Regions from separate parts of the Homo sapiens genome. Here regions 2 and 3 are each linked to region 1. A link is a loop called in an ENCODE intact Hi-C map of the cell type or tissue named here. Cell type or tissue: heart left ventricle. All regions are shown on one strand.

Region 1 (4,000 bases):
TAATCTTACCATCCAGAGATAATCACTATTCTTGTTTTTACGTACATAGTTGAGACCTTTATGTATGTTAAATTTTGTATCTTTCTCACACATCCATATCACGAACATTTCCTCTAAATTATATAAAACATAAGCAAGAAATAAATTGATAAAGAGGAGCTTATGGTACATATCTTTTATAGGTCCTTTCCTTCTATAAGGTAAAATAATTTAATGAATTGGACTAGATACAATATTCTGAAATTGGGTGGAGGGTAGTGCCAATTTTAAATTATCCTGTCTACCTATCAAGTCATGTTTGCTTTTATTGGGTGGGTGCTCAGAATATGTGATCCTTGAAGAAATAAGCATCCATGTCTATGGAGACATGACATCACCTTTGGGAAAATGACTTTGTGACAATTTATCTTACTGTATTTGACAATAACAGTGACATGTTATATATGCAGAGTGCTGCTTATGAACTTTTAAGAGCTTTCTCTTGCTGTATCTCACTCAATTCTGACAATAACTCCATGAAGTAGGTAAATAGACAATTTTTTGTATCCCCAAAACATTAATATTTAATATAATGTAAATGTTACTAACAGTGTCTATCTTAAATAACACCTTGCATTTCTTCAGGATAGTGCTTTCTCAGGTAATATTGCATGAGATTCTTTGTTTAGGAGAATTGGGCTATAGGAAATTCATAGAAATGCTGGAATGCTAATGGAAATTTCATGCCTTGCCTATTTCTCTCCATCCACCCATCCATCCATCCATCCATCCATCCATCCTCCATCCATTGACTTGTAGTCTGACGGCTATAAAAGAGGTCACATGGATTATCAGATAATTCTTCTTTTTGGCCAATTGTGGAATCATGTCTTAGTGATAACACAGGTTTCTCTTCTCTTGCTCTGATGGTAGTTCCCTCAACATTTTCCCTTGGAATAAAATAAGGTCTGGATAGTAGTATTTGCAGGACCCCAGCAAGGGTAGAGGTGGGAAGTGGGAAAGGATGCTCCATTAAAACAGTGAGGAGGAAGAGCCATCCGATTTTATGCAGCTGCAAACTGAATGATGAACTGGACTGGGATCTGCAGGACTTGATGGGCCAGTCAGAATAAAATGTCCTAGTCTTTTTAAACAACAGTTTCTTTGCCTAAAACACAGAAATAGAATTCACACCTATTTCAAAGGCATGTTGTGAAGATCAAAATAAGTTTTTGCATCATTTTAAGATGTTTTGGAACCCTTGTGTTAAAGGAATTGGAAGCTTTCTACCTCTGGTGCATGAAAAATAACCAAAGTTCAGCCCATGCAGCCATGAAGAAGCTTGAGAAAGACCACCGCTAAGAATGGAAAGGGGGCCTATAACTCTGGTACACTATACTCCTGCAGCCCAAGAGCCAGCTTCTCCAAAAACTACAGGACGGAAGTGCAAAATCCCTCTCTATGCTCTTCTCAAAGCTCTTAGAGAAGTCCTTTTGGCTCTGTTATCCGCATGGGTTCTCTGTGTGTGTGTGTGTGTGTAGGAATAACAGCATGTTTGGCTGGTGGAACACCTCTGTCTTCTGAACCCTGGTTCTTCTTGATTTTCCTTTAATTAGAGTTGATTTAATTATTAAAGTTTCCTATTTTTTTTTAAGAAGGCAAGGAGTTCTATTGATTTATAATTTCCCTAGAGCTTATTGTTGTCTTGCTATGACCCAAAGAAAAGCGTGTGTGGAAAGAGAGGTCCTATCAGAGAGTTCTGAGGCCACTGATTGACCCTCCTCTTTCTACCCTAACTAAATATGAAAATAAAAGCAGGCAGCAAACATCTGTTATCTTTATCAGAAACCTGGACTTTCAGTTTCATACCACACACGTGAAATGGAGAAAACAAATTAACTGAAGGCACTGTAGACTCTGAGTCACATAGATGTATTTTTAATTTTAAACAATTGCTTGTCACAAAACTCAAAGTATTTTTTTTTCTTTTCAGTGTAGGAACGTGGGAAATGAGTGCGTAGTGTGCCTGCAGGGCTTGGACCTCGTGCCCTTGGAGCTAGGAACACGGTGCTTTTGGGATTCTCTTTCTATCCCCTAGATGGCAGCAACATTCTTTAGAGCCTAACTGGTAAAAACAAACAAACAAACAAAAAAAACACCTATGGAAAAGCTGCAAGTCCTGCCTGTTTAGTCTTGGCTTTCAAATTTACATAGTACCTTTACTGTGCTATTTATGTGACTGCTTGGCTTAGTGAGTCTACTATTTATTAATGAGAATACATGACTTTCTCTGTTGTATGGAAAAATAATGGTTTTGTATATCTAGGTCTGTTGGTATCTCTAGACCAGGGTTTCTCGCATTGACATGATTGACGTTTTGGGCTGCATAATTCTTTGTGGTAGGGAGCTGTGCATTGAAAGATGTTTAGCAGCATCCTTGGCTTTTACCCACCCACTAGATTCCAGTGGTACTTCTTCCCTCCCCACCTCAGTCATGACAACCAAAAATGTCTCCAGATATTGCCAAATATTTCCCGGGGGGCAAAATCAGCCCTGGCTGAGAACCACTGAATTAGGTTGTTTTACTTATCTCCAAAGATTAGCTCCTGTATTACTATCATTTAATTTTGTAGGGATGGTTAAATTAAAGCATATCTACTTACACTTTTTCTTTTCTTTTTCTTTTTTTTTGAGATGGAGTCCTGCTCTGTCACTCAGGCTGGAGTGTAGTGGTGCGAACTTGGCTCACTACAACCTCTGCCTCCTGGGTTTAAGCAATTTTCCTGCCTCAGCCTCCCAAGCAGCTGGGATTACAGGTGCCTGCCACCATGCCCAGCTAATTTTTGTATTTTTAGTAGAGACAGGGTTTCACCATGTTCACCAGGCTGATCTCGAACTCCTGACCTCAAGTGATCTGCTCACCTCGGCCTCTCTACTTATAATTTAAATATATTCTATTTTTTTATTTGTTTGCTTGGGGGATACTTTTTCTGGAGGAGAAAGAAATGAGGCTGAAAAGACAAAGATACATGTAAAGACGTTGCACATCTTACCTCCAAATGAGAAGATTGAGGTTTTCAAATTATAGCTTCCTATTAATAATAGCCACACATATATACTTTTGTTACTTTTTATTCCTTTTGATTTTAACTAGCCTGGCTGAATATGAATGATGGGAAGGAGAAAAGCAAAAGGGGGTTATACTTGAAAATTGTTTTAGTCTATGAAAAAGGCTCAAAGAATTATAGAAGGATTGTGGAGATCACTCGGTCCAACTTGTGAGCCTTAAATCTGGGGTGCAGTAGTTATGGTGTAAGCTGAGGAGGAGCCAGGGCAGTATCATCACAGGTGCTCAGCCCAATGGCCTCTCCTTGGTGAGGAAGGTGAAGCCAATTTGAAAGCAAAGAGAGAGATTCGGTTCTCTGCAAAAAACAAACAAAACCAAAGCCAGTCCCTCCTCCACCCAATCTTCCATTGTAAATTCTGAGAAGGGAGCACCAGGCCTGGAGGATGCTGTCAGAACAGGACTCCTGAGGAATTAGATGCACCCGAGATGGCGATGGGACCCAGGTGTAATAACCAACACTCCACCTTCTATTAAATAGGAACTTTCTTCTGATTTGTTCCAAACACTCCCCACACTCGGAGAGCATTCCAGTGAAGTGGGTGGAGAAGGAAACAGATGTGAGACCAGATGCAGATCTGAACAAATTTGTTAGGTGAGTTCACGGATCCTTCCTTCTTTGGGAAGTGTTAGAGAAAGGAGGGAATTTCTGGAAACCAACCAAGTCAGTCTTGGAGATATATCCAGAGAACTCCATCAGCTATGAAGGGACCATGTTCCCACCTTTAGAACAGATATGATCTACAAAATAGAGCAAATGCTTTTTCTGGCGAGGAAGGACAGAGGGCAGAAAATGAGGTCCAAATAGAGTGGTTTGAGTTGTCCTCATCTGAGCCTAAACAGTTATGATGGAATCTCAGGAGGAGCCACATGGTATGAAAGGGTTTAATATTGAGT
Region 2 (4,000 bases), 200 kb after region 1:
CCAAATTCCTAATCTCACCAACTTTGAAAGCTATTAACCTTTCAAAATTGTTGTCCATTTGAATGGAAAAATGCTATTTTGGGGGTATTTAATTTGCAACTTCATTTATACTTACCATATCTACTGCTTTTTTTTTTAATTTAAAAAAGGAATGTGAAACACTGAAACAAACTCAAATATTATGGATGTCACTTAAGAATAAAGGAATGGCTTTTTTCTATTCACAGATTAGATGTGCAGGAGAAAAACAGTAATATTAAACAAAGCAAAAGATAAGTAAAAACAGTATTTAGTTGGAGATAAATTAAGAAACTTCTTATTCATATCACAGTTGACATTGTTGTTAATTATTCTATGTGAATTGTGAACTTAATTTGGAAAATATGTACTGATATATTACATATTAAAAGCTTTGTTTTTGTTTTAAAATGTGCTGAATAAATTTTGTTAGTGAAATATATTAAGGTGAATACAGAAGAGCTTGTGCGTTCTTCCTTTTGTTTTAAAGTCATATTTCTTGGGTTCAGAGTGACACACAAAACAGAGGACTTCAGGTGCCTGAGGCAGTGGTTCTACATCTTGGCTACATGTTGGACTTGCCAGGAGTCACCTGGCAAGCTTTATTGGCTACTGATGCCTCCATCCCACACTCCAGAGCTTCGGATTTAATTAATCTGGGATGTAGCCTGATTAGGGGATTTTTAAAAGCTTCCAGGTGATTCTGATGTGCAGCCAAGGTTGAGATCCACTGATCTACAGGATATCTTTATTTCACCCTATTTCTTATCCTGCAAGAAATTAAGAAAATTGAACGAAGGAGATTTGCATTATTAATGAAGCATAATAAAATACAGCTTATGACAGAAAAAGCTACACAGCTTTTGCTACTTTCAGGGGACCAGTTTACCGATGCAAAAAACAAAAATCCTTCTCCCATAATGATGTCAACTCTCTTTCGCTCTCTCTTACACACACACAAACACTGTTTTCATTCTGATAGATCATAATGGCTTGTTTGTCTTGCCCTTGAGTTGCATAAGTTGATCTATGTACCCAGGGAAAAGGTACTGACTTTCTATCTAAAGAGATACTGGGAAAATGTCTCAGCTAAAGGAAAAAAAAAAAAAATAGCCACAGCAACACATCACTTTCTGCTATGGAACAATGTTACCCAGGCAGGCCAACCCTGATTTTCCTGCTTTCTGAAGTCCAGCCAACAGGGAAGTGCCCCACCTTCTTTTTGCCAGAAATCGTAGGGGCGATTTGATTCCAGTACGTGCTTTGAGCAGTGAAATGGGGTGCTGGTGTCCTCTAGAGCGGCAGCCTTCCAGTGTTTCATAAGCCATGAAAGTGCCTCCCCAAACTCAGAAACCTGTGTAGTTCCTGGGTCCTGGCCTATAGTTTTGTCTGTGTCCTCATTATCACAACACCAGCCCCTGTAAATCCCAGGGTGAGGAATGGGGCAAGAATAGGCGGTCGGCGACTGTGTGCCAATGGCAAGAAGTCAGAGGAAGGGAGGCTCCATCTACCTGTCAAGACCACTACCCCTGGGGCCTGTCACAGCTGACACCCATTCGTGTGTGTCTATTCAGTTAAAAGTAATAAATTTTATCTTGTTTAGGAGACAGGTGGTGGAGATTTTTACTTTTGTTTTTGGCAGTGAAGGCCTGTACTCTGGAGACTAGGGATTAGGTCATATACAAAATCTAGAACCAGATTGCTTTGTAGCCTTTCCCTTCTCTGTCCTTCTGAGGGCCATGCATCTGATAGGTAGGATCTTCTGGACTCCTAATCAGACAGCCTTCCCACCTCCTTGTCCCTGGTATCTCAGCCAAAGGCACACTTTAAAGATGGACCATTCCCTCTGGAGTCCTAAGGTGAAATAAATATAAACCAGGAACCTTACTCTGCAGACTGCCCTCTGTCTTTGCTAATTGGGATAATATTACTCACAGTCCCTTTGTCTTGCACTCTCTGGAGAGGTAGGAGGTGAAAGCACTGTTATGTCTATCACTACTGGGCAACAGAAAGTGAACCACTTTAGCTATTCCAGTGCCTCAAACTGTTGGGAGAAAGATGATATAACAAATTTATTTGGAAAAACATATTCTTCCTATAATTTAGAAAGTCAAGTAAATGCATTTTCTTCATCATTTTGTTACAGAAAGCTGTAGGATAGTTTTAAAGGATATCATTTTCTCGAGCTGTAGTTTCTGTCTGTTCTGTTGTGTTTTTGTGAATAATGAGGCACAGCTGAGGAGCAGGCCCCTTACACAGGCAAGTTAAGGTCAGCACCCCAGCCTTTTGTTCACTTTCCCAGTTGCTTTGTCCCTGGAGCTTCCCCTTCTGGGTTGAGATTGGCTATTTTTCTTGTTTGTGCTGTTTTTTTGTATTCTTTTTATCAAATTAAAATTGTTTTCTTTTTTACTTAAAAATTATTAATCAACTTGGCTTGCATCCAAGGAAGATAAGCAAGCCAGGATGAGTGTATATTCAAGTTTGGGGCCTGTAATTTTGTCTTCTATGCACACTGGGCTGAAATTTCACAGGAGGGATGAGTCTTCCATATGCATGATTGTATAAATAGCATGGCTTTGTAATATGGGAGTGTAGTGGCCTTAAAATAGCTAAACTGGAATATGTAATGATAGTGCTAGTTTTTTAGCTTTATACATCTGTGTAGAGTGAACAACATCTTATTATGTGTATGTAATGTGTTAACAAAATGCCTAGCAGACAACGGTTGGCTTTGCTTGGAGGAGAACGAGCCTATATGACAGAGACTTGGCACATTGGTATACAGAGGAGCAGAAATTAGATAAGAAGTCATAGTGCTGGGGAGGCAAGATAACATCCTTCAAACAGTTCAGCCCGAAGCTGGCTGGACACGCCATAGAAAAGGGAGAAAATGAATCTGAAAGGCTACATGCCAGATGGCTAAAGTCTAAATAACAGTTTTCTACTGTCCAGGGCTATTCATTTGTTAGCCCTAGAAATTTATCTCTTAAAAACTTTTTATCCAGTTAACTTTTACTTGAGTTTAGTTTTTTTTTTTTTCTTTTTTTCTTTGGAGAGGATGGAGTCAAGTGACTTGCCAGCCATGAGACAGAGTGAGTGTGTTTGGATTGAATACAGAAGCCAGAGTCAACTTTTTTTTCTGTCTTTTTTAAATAACAGGATGGAGTTCCACTACTGCTTGGAGTAGAAGGCCAGGCCAGGGATCTTTATGTTAACATGATTTCCTTAACCCTTTAAAGCTTTGAAGATAAAACTGAATCCATTGTTTGTGCACTATTTACTGATAGAATATCATGCTAAACTCTGTATAATGAGTAAGGTATCCATTTCTCACTGTACTATTTTAATAAGTAATTCATTCACTTTTATTGGTAAGAGAGAGTCTTACCAATATTAAGACTCATGCCGTATTATCATTTTGACTGAAAGAGCCAAACTTTGTATCTTCCTTCCATATATACCATTGGCCACATCCTTTCCAAGATTCAAGGGCAACATCTCTAATTAAGATTTTAACCTTTAACCTAATCTTAACACAGAAAGGAAGCAGAGTACCATAAGGCAGATGCCCCCTTAGTGTGGCAAATAGGACTTCATTCCCTACAGTCACAAGGTCAAGGGATAGTGATGTTGGTCCCTGATGACCCATGAAACCTCAAATTCTCCACTATGCCCTCGTTTTCTTGTACTGAGTCATGCCAATGGGAACAAGTGTGTAGACATTAGTAAAACTCATAGACCCCCTCATGGTCTAGAGGACTTCTTAATTCAATGAATGGAAAATTAAGTTTAGATGAATAAAACCTAAGACTCACTGAATCTTAGAGGTGTCATAAGAACAGGGGAAGAAGTAATTTCAGAGGGCCATGAATAATACTTGCATTTTAACAGGAAGTCCAATTGGATTCTGATATTTTCATGTGGAAATGTTTCTAAAGAACAGACTGTAAATAGAAAATACGTCAGCTTGTGAAAGAGAAAC
Region 3 (4,000 bases), 200 kb before region 1:
GAATTTTTTAAAATACATGCTACCACGTTGTACGGATCTTTCTATAATATACCTTTTCACTCCACAGTGGTTCTTTTTTTTGTTATGTGTCCATGTTAGTAAATGTAAACTCTCTAATCCCTTTTTAATTGCTGCATAGGATGCCTTAGCAAATAACCATCTATTTAGCCATTCCTCTACTGACGGGCAGTTAAGACTCTTTCTATTTTTTAGCTATTAGAAACAGTGCCACAGGGGCCACTCGTGTACAAGCCTCCTTGAACGCATGTTTATGTTTCTCTAGGAGAGACACCACTAGTAAAATTGCTGGGTAATAGTGTATGACATTTGAAAAATATTTTTAAAGTAGATTCAGGCCCAGTGTGGTGTCTCTCGCCTGTAATCCCGGCACTTTAGGAGGGCGAGGCAGGAGGATTGCTAAGGCCAGGAGTTTGTGATGAGCCTGGGCAACATAGTGAGAGTTCACTTCTACAAAAAACTTAAAAAAAAAAAAAAAAAAAGAGACTACAGTATATTCTGTAGAATTGCCTTTAAAAGAGGCCATGACAATTTACATTTTATAATCTGAAGGATATTTAAAAAATTATTGTCTAATTTAAAACAGGCATGTCTTAATTAATAAAAAACAAAGAAAATCCATAAAATTGTTCTTGAATTCCCTTTGTTCTCCAAATGTGAAGAGATACATGGATTTTCACCTTTCCTGGCTTCCTCCAGGGAGTCCTCCCAGGTGAGCAGGAGATGGAGAAGGTAGCTTCGGACAGCAAAGATTAATGAGAGTCTTCAGAGAGCTTGTTTCTGTCCCCTGGAACTTACCTGATAAGCAAGAAAAAGTTACAAATTTACTACATATTGAGTATGCCTAGTCTCAAAATCTGAAATCCAAAAGGCCCAAAATCTAAAACTTTTTGAATGCTGGCCAGCATAAAATAAATGCTCCTTGGGGCATTTCAGATTTTCCTACTGGGGATGCTTAGCTAGTGTAATGTAAGAATTCCAAAACCCAAAACGTTTTGAAATGCCAAATACTTCTGGTCCCAAGCAGTCCCAAGAATTTCGACTAAAGGATGCTCAACCTGTATTTGGTGTTTTATTTATAGTTCCAGCATGAGAGAAAGGCATCTCTGAGTTTCAGAAAAGATTTTGGTTGAGCATATGAAAATATTGGCTGAAGAAAGAAAAGGCCTTTAGAATTTACAGAAACATGAAGTGGAAATGGCTCTTCCTCTGACTTAGGCAGTGAATGTAGAACACACCCGGAGAGCTTAATGGGATCTTTCACAGAAATGAAACTCCTCAACAAATGTTTGTCAGCTTAGGTGAGGTTCTTGGCTAAGGCACCAGTAGTGGACTTTGATATTCTTTTACAAGTGTATCACTCACCAGCAGAGGGGGCCAAAGAGCTTTCCACGGTTTGGAAACTCCCTGGCGTCAGAGAAAGCATCGGTATCACCTTTGCCTAATAGTGCAGCATATAAAAAATGTTTAAATTTGGTGTCCAACAAGAAATGCCATAGCAGTCATTTTCTTAAATAAGTAATTTTAACGTATATATGGAATGACATATGCACATTGTTAAAATGCAAATACAAAGAATACAAGAAGGCTTTTTGTATATAAAAACATAAAATGTTTTAAAAGACAGCGCTGGGGCTAAGACTCAGAACTATGTGTTTTAGACACTGTTCCCCCAGTAACCAGTTTGGAAACCTCCGGGATAGCTAATGGCTTCCCTCAGATAGGGAGTTGCCCTCTCCTTAAAAAGTCCCTGCTGGAGGGACAGAAAGGGTGACTTTTGTGGTTCTGGCTTTGTCCTATGGCCCTTTGGATTCCTTCCCACCTTACTGATCATGGTAGTGGAGTGGGTGGTGGCTGGAGGAGAGGCAAAAAGAGCATGTTTCTGTTCTAAACAACTGTCATACAGGGGCTCTGTGTTGATAAAAACACCCATGCTTTTAATTTCACATAATTTGTGGTTTAATTTGGCTATTGCAGTGACAGTCAAGAGATGATTCTCTTTGGAGAGGCTGAGAAGAAAAGGAAAGAGACTAATCAGGGTGTGTTAAACTTTTTTAATAAAAAACGAACACTAGGGGGCAGCAAACCACTGTTCGGAGGAGCGTCTGCACAAAATTTAGTAAGGCCGAAAGATTGTTTTCCTGAACACGTGATGTGTTTGTTAAACATCCTCTAAAAAGGGATGTCTGCTGTCAGGCTGCTTTTACCTGAATGGTAGTTTCAATCTTTAGGCGGTCTTTACTTTTCAGTTTCCTCCACACGTTCCGATACCTGCCATCTTCTCATGGAGCACATTCACATGTCACAATCAGTGTTTCCGCACTCTGGGCTTCTTAAAGGGAGCCCTCCTAGTGCCTCCCACAAAGACCGCTAACATTAATCTCCAAAACCACGCACCTCGTCGGGGAACAGGCGGCCTGAACAGCTCACTTCCTGTATCTTGAGGGATGAGGAGCTGGAGGTCTCCACCCGCTGGGTCTCTGTATTAGTCTGTTTTCACACTGCTTATAAAGACATATCCGAGAGTGGGTAATTTATAAAGAAAAAGAGGTTTAATGGACTCACAGTTCCACGTGGCTGGGGAGGCCTCACAATCATGGCGGAAGGTGAAAGGCACACAAGAGAGAAAAGAGAATCAAGCAAAAGGGATTTCCTCTTATAAAACCAACATATCTCCCGAGACTTAGTCACTACCGCGAGAACAGCACGGGGGAAACTGTCCCCATGATCCAATTATCTCCCACTGGGTCCCTCCCACAACATGTGGGAATTATGGAAGCTATAATTCAAGATGAGATTTGGGTGGTGACACTGCCAAACCGTATCAGTCTCTAAGTTAATACAGATTCTGCCAAGACCTCCTCCTGCCCTCCAGGTGATAGGAGAACTCTAGGGGTCCTATTCAAGTAAGCGTGTTCACAGGGGTGACCTTGCACTGTCCTGAGGGACGTTCCATATAGGCAAAGGCTAAATTTTGTTTGGCTAGATATTTTATTCTAAATCACCTAAGCCTATTTCCTCTGCTGACTCTGGGAATTAGTACCCGGGAGATATATATATCAGCTAGGACTCATATGGGCCTTGGTACCACGTGATGCTTTCTGGTAAGTGCTGCTGAGGTGCCATCAGAGCCCAGAGTATTGGGTTATGGTGTCATTTAGCCATGAGCTGTGTGGCCTTGAACAGACCATGTAACCTCTGTTTCCTCATTTGTAAAATGAAGAAGTGAGCCTGGAAGTGAGCCCAGAAGTGCATCTCTGGATCTGATTTGAAGCAAGTAGATCACCATGCTCCATATTCTTTTACGGGATCACATTTGTAACTGCCTGTGATGGTTAATATTGAGTGTCAACTTGACTGGATTAAAGGATGCAAAGTATTGTTCCTGGCTGTGTCTATGCCAAAGGAGATGAACATTTGAGTCAGTGGACCGGGAGAGGCAGGCCCACTCTCAGTCTGGGTGGCCACAATCTAATCAGCTGCCAGCGTGGCTAGATTAAAGCAGGAAGAATGTGGAAGGACTAGACTGGCAGAGTCTTCCAGTCTTCATCTTTCTCCAATGCTGGATGCTTCCTGCCCTCGAACGTCGGACTCCAAGTTCTTCAACTTTTGGACTGTTTGACTTACATCAGTGGTTTGCCAGGGGCTCTTGGGCCTTGGGCCACACAGTGAAGGCTGCACTGTCAGCTTCCCTAGTTTTGAGGTTTTGGGACTTGGACTGGCTTCCTTGCTCCCCAGCTTGCAGACAGCCTATTGTGGGACTTGATCTTGTGATTGTGTGAGTCAATATTCCTTAATAAGCTCTCTTTCATATATACAACTATCCTATTAGTCCTGTCTCTCCGGAGAGCCCTGACTAATTACACTGATCAATGGGTTCTTCTTGCTCACTGCGCAGATGTGTTGATTTACTAAGACAGGATAATTATGACAGAGAGAGTTTAATACACGTAGAGCCAGCTAAACGGGAGACCAGAATTAG

The links. A loop is a pair of places that touch in the nucleus more often than their neighbours do. Peaks named below come from ENCODE experiments on the same cell type or tissue, not always from the same donor. Only the 100,000 strongest peaks of a DNase experiment are listed, where the experiment ranks them.
Region 2: a loop joins it to region 1, with 5 times the contacts of the local background. A loop is called at or near these places in 14 of 110 quality-filtered maps.
Region 3: it touches region 1 in a loop (5-fold over the local background); 65 of 110 quality-filtered maps call a loop at or near these places.

The regions. Positions count from the first base shown.
Region 1 is chr5:57,497,517-57,501,516 of GRCh38, forward strand. All of the region lies in intron 3 of RMEL3 (enriched in melanoma 3), which reads left to right. Among named protein-coding and RNA genes, the nearest start is that of ACTBL2, 17 kb to the left of the region's middle. In heart left ventricle, CTCF peaks have their summits at 2,061 (motif pointing right) and 2,271; no DNase peak of the experiment used is centred here; H3K4me3 peaks cover 349 bases.
Region 2 is chr5:57,694,272-57,698,271 of GRCh38, forward strand. No RefSeq gene overlaps it. Among named protein-coding and RNA genes, the nearest start is that of LNCBRM, 130 kb to the left of the region's middle. In heart left ventricle, a CTCF peak has its summit at 1,928; no DNase peak of the experiment used is centred here; H3K27ac peaks cover 3,680 bases.
Region 3 is chr5:57,297,000-57,300,999 of GRCh38, forward strand. LOC107986381 (a long non-coding RNA gene) reads right to left here. Exons shown (of 2, transcript XR_001742513.2): 1 at 2,226-4,000; 2 at 1-816. Among named protein-coding and RNA genes, the nearest start is that of RMEL3, 96 kb to the right of the region's middle. In heart left ventricle, CTCF peaks have their summits at 1,391 (motif pointing right) and 2,104 (motif pointing right); no DNase peak of the experiment used is centred here; H3K4me3 peaks cover 994 bases; H3K27ac peaks cover 369 bases.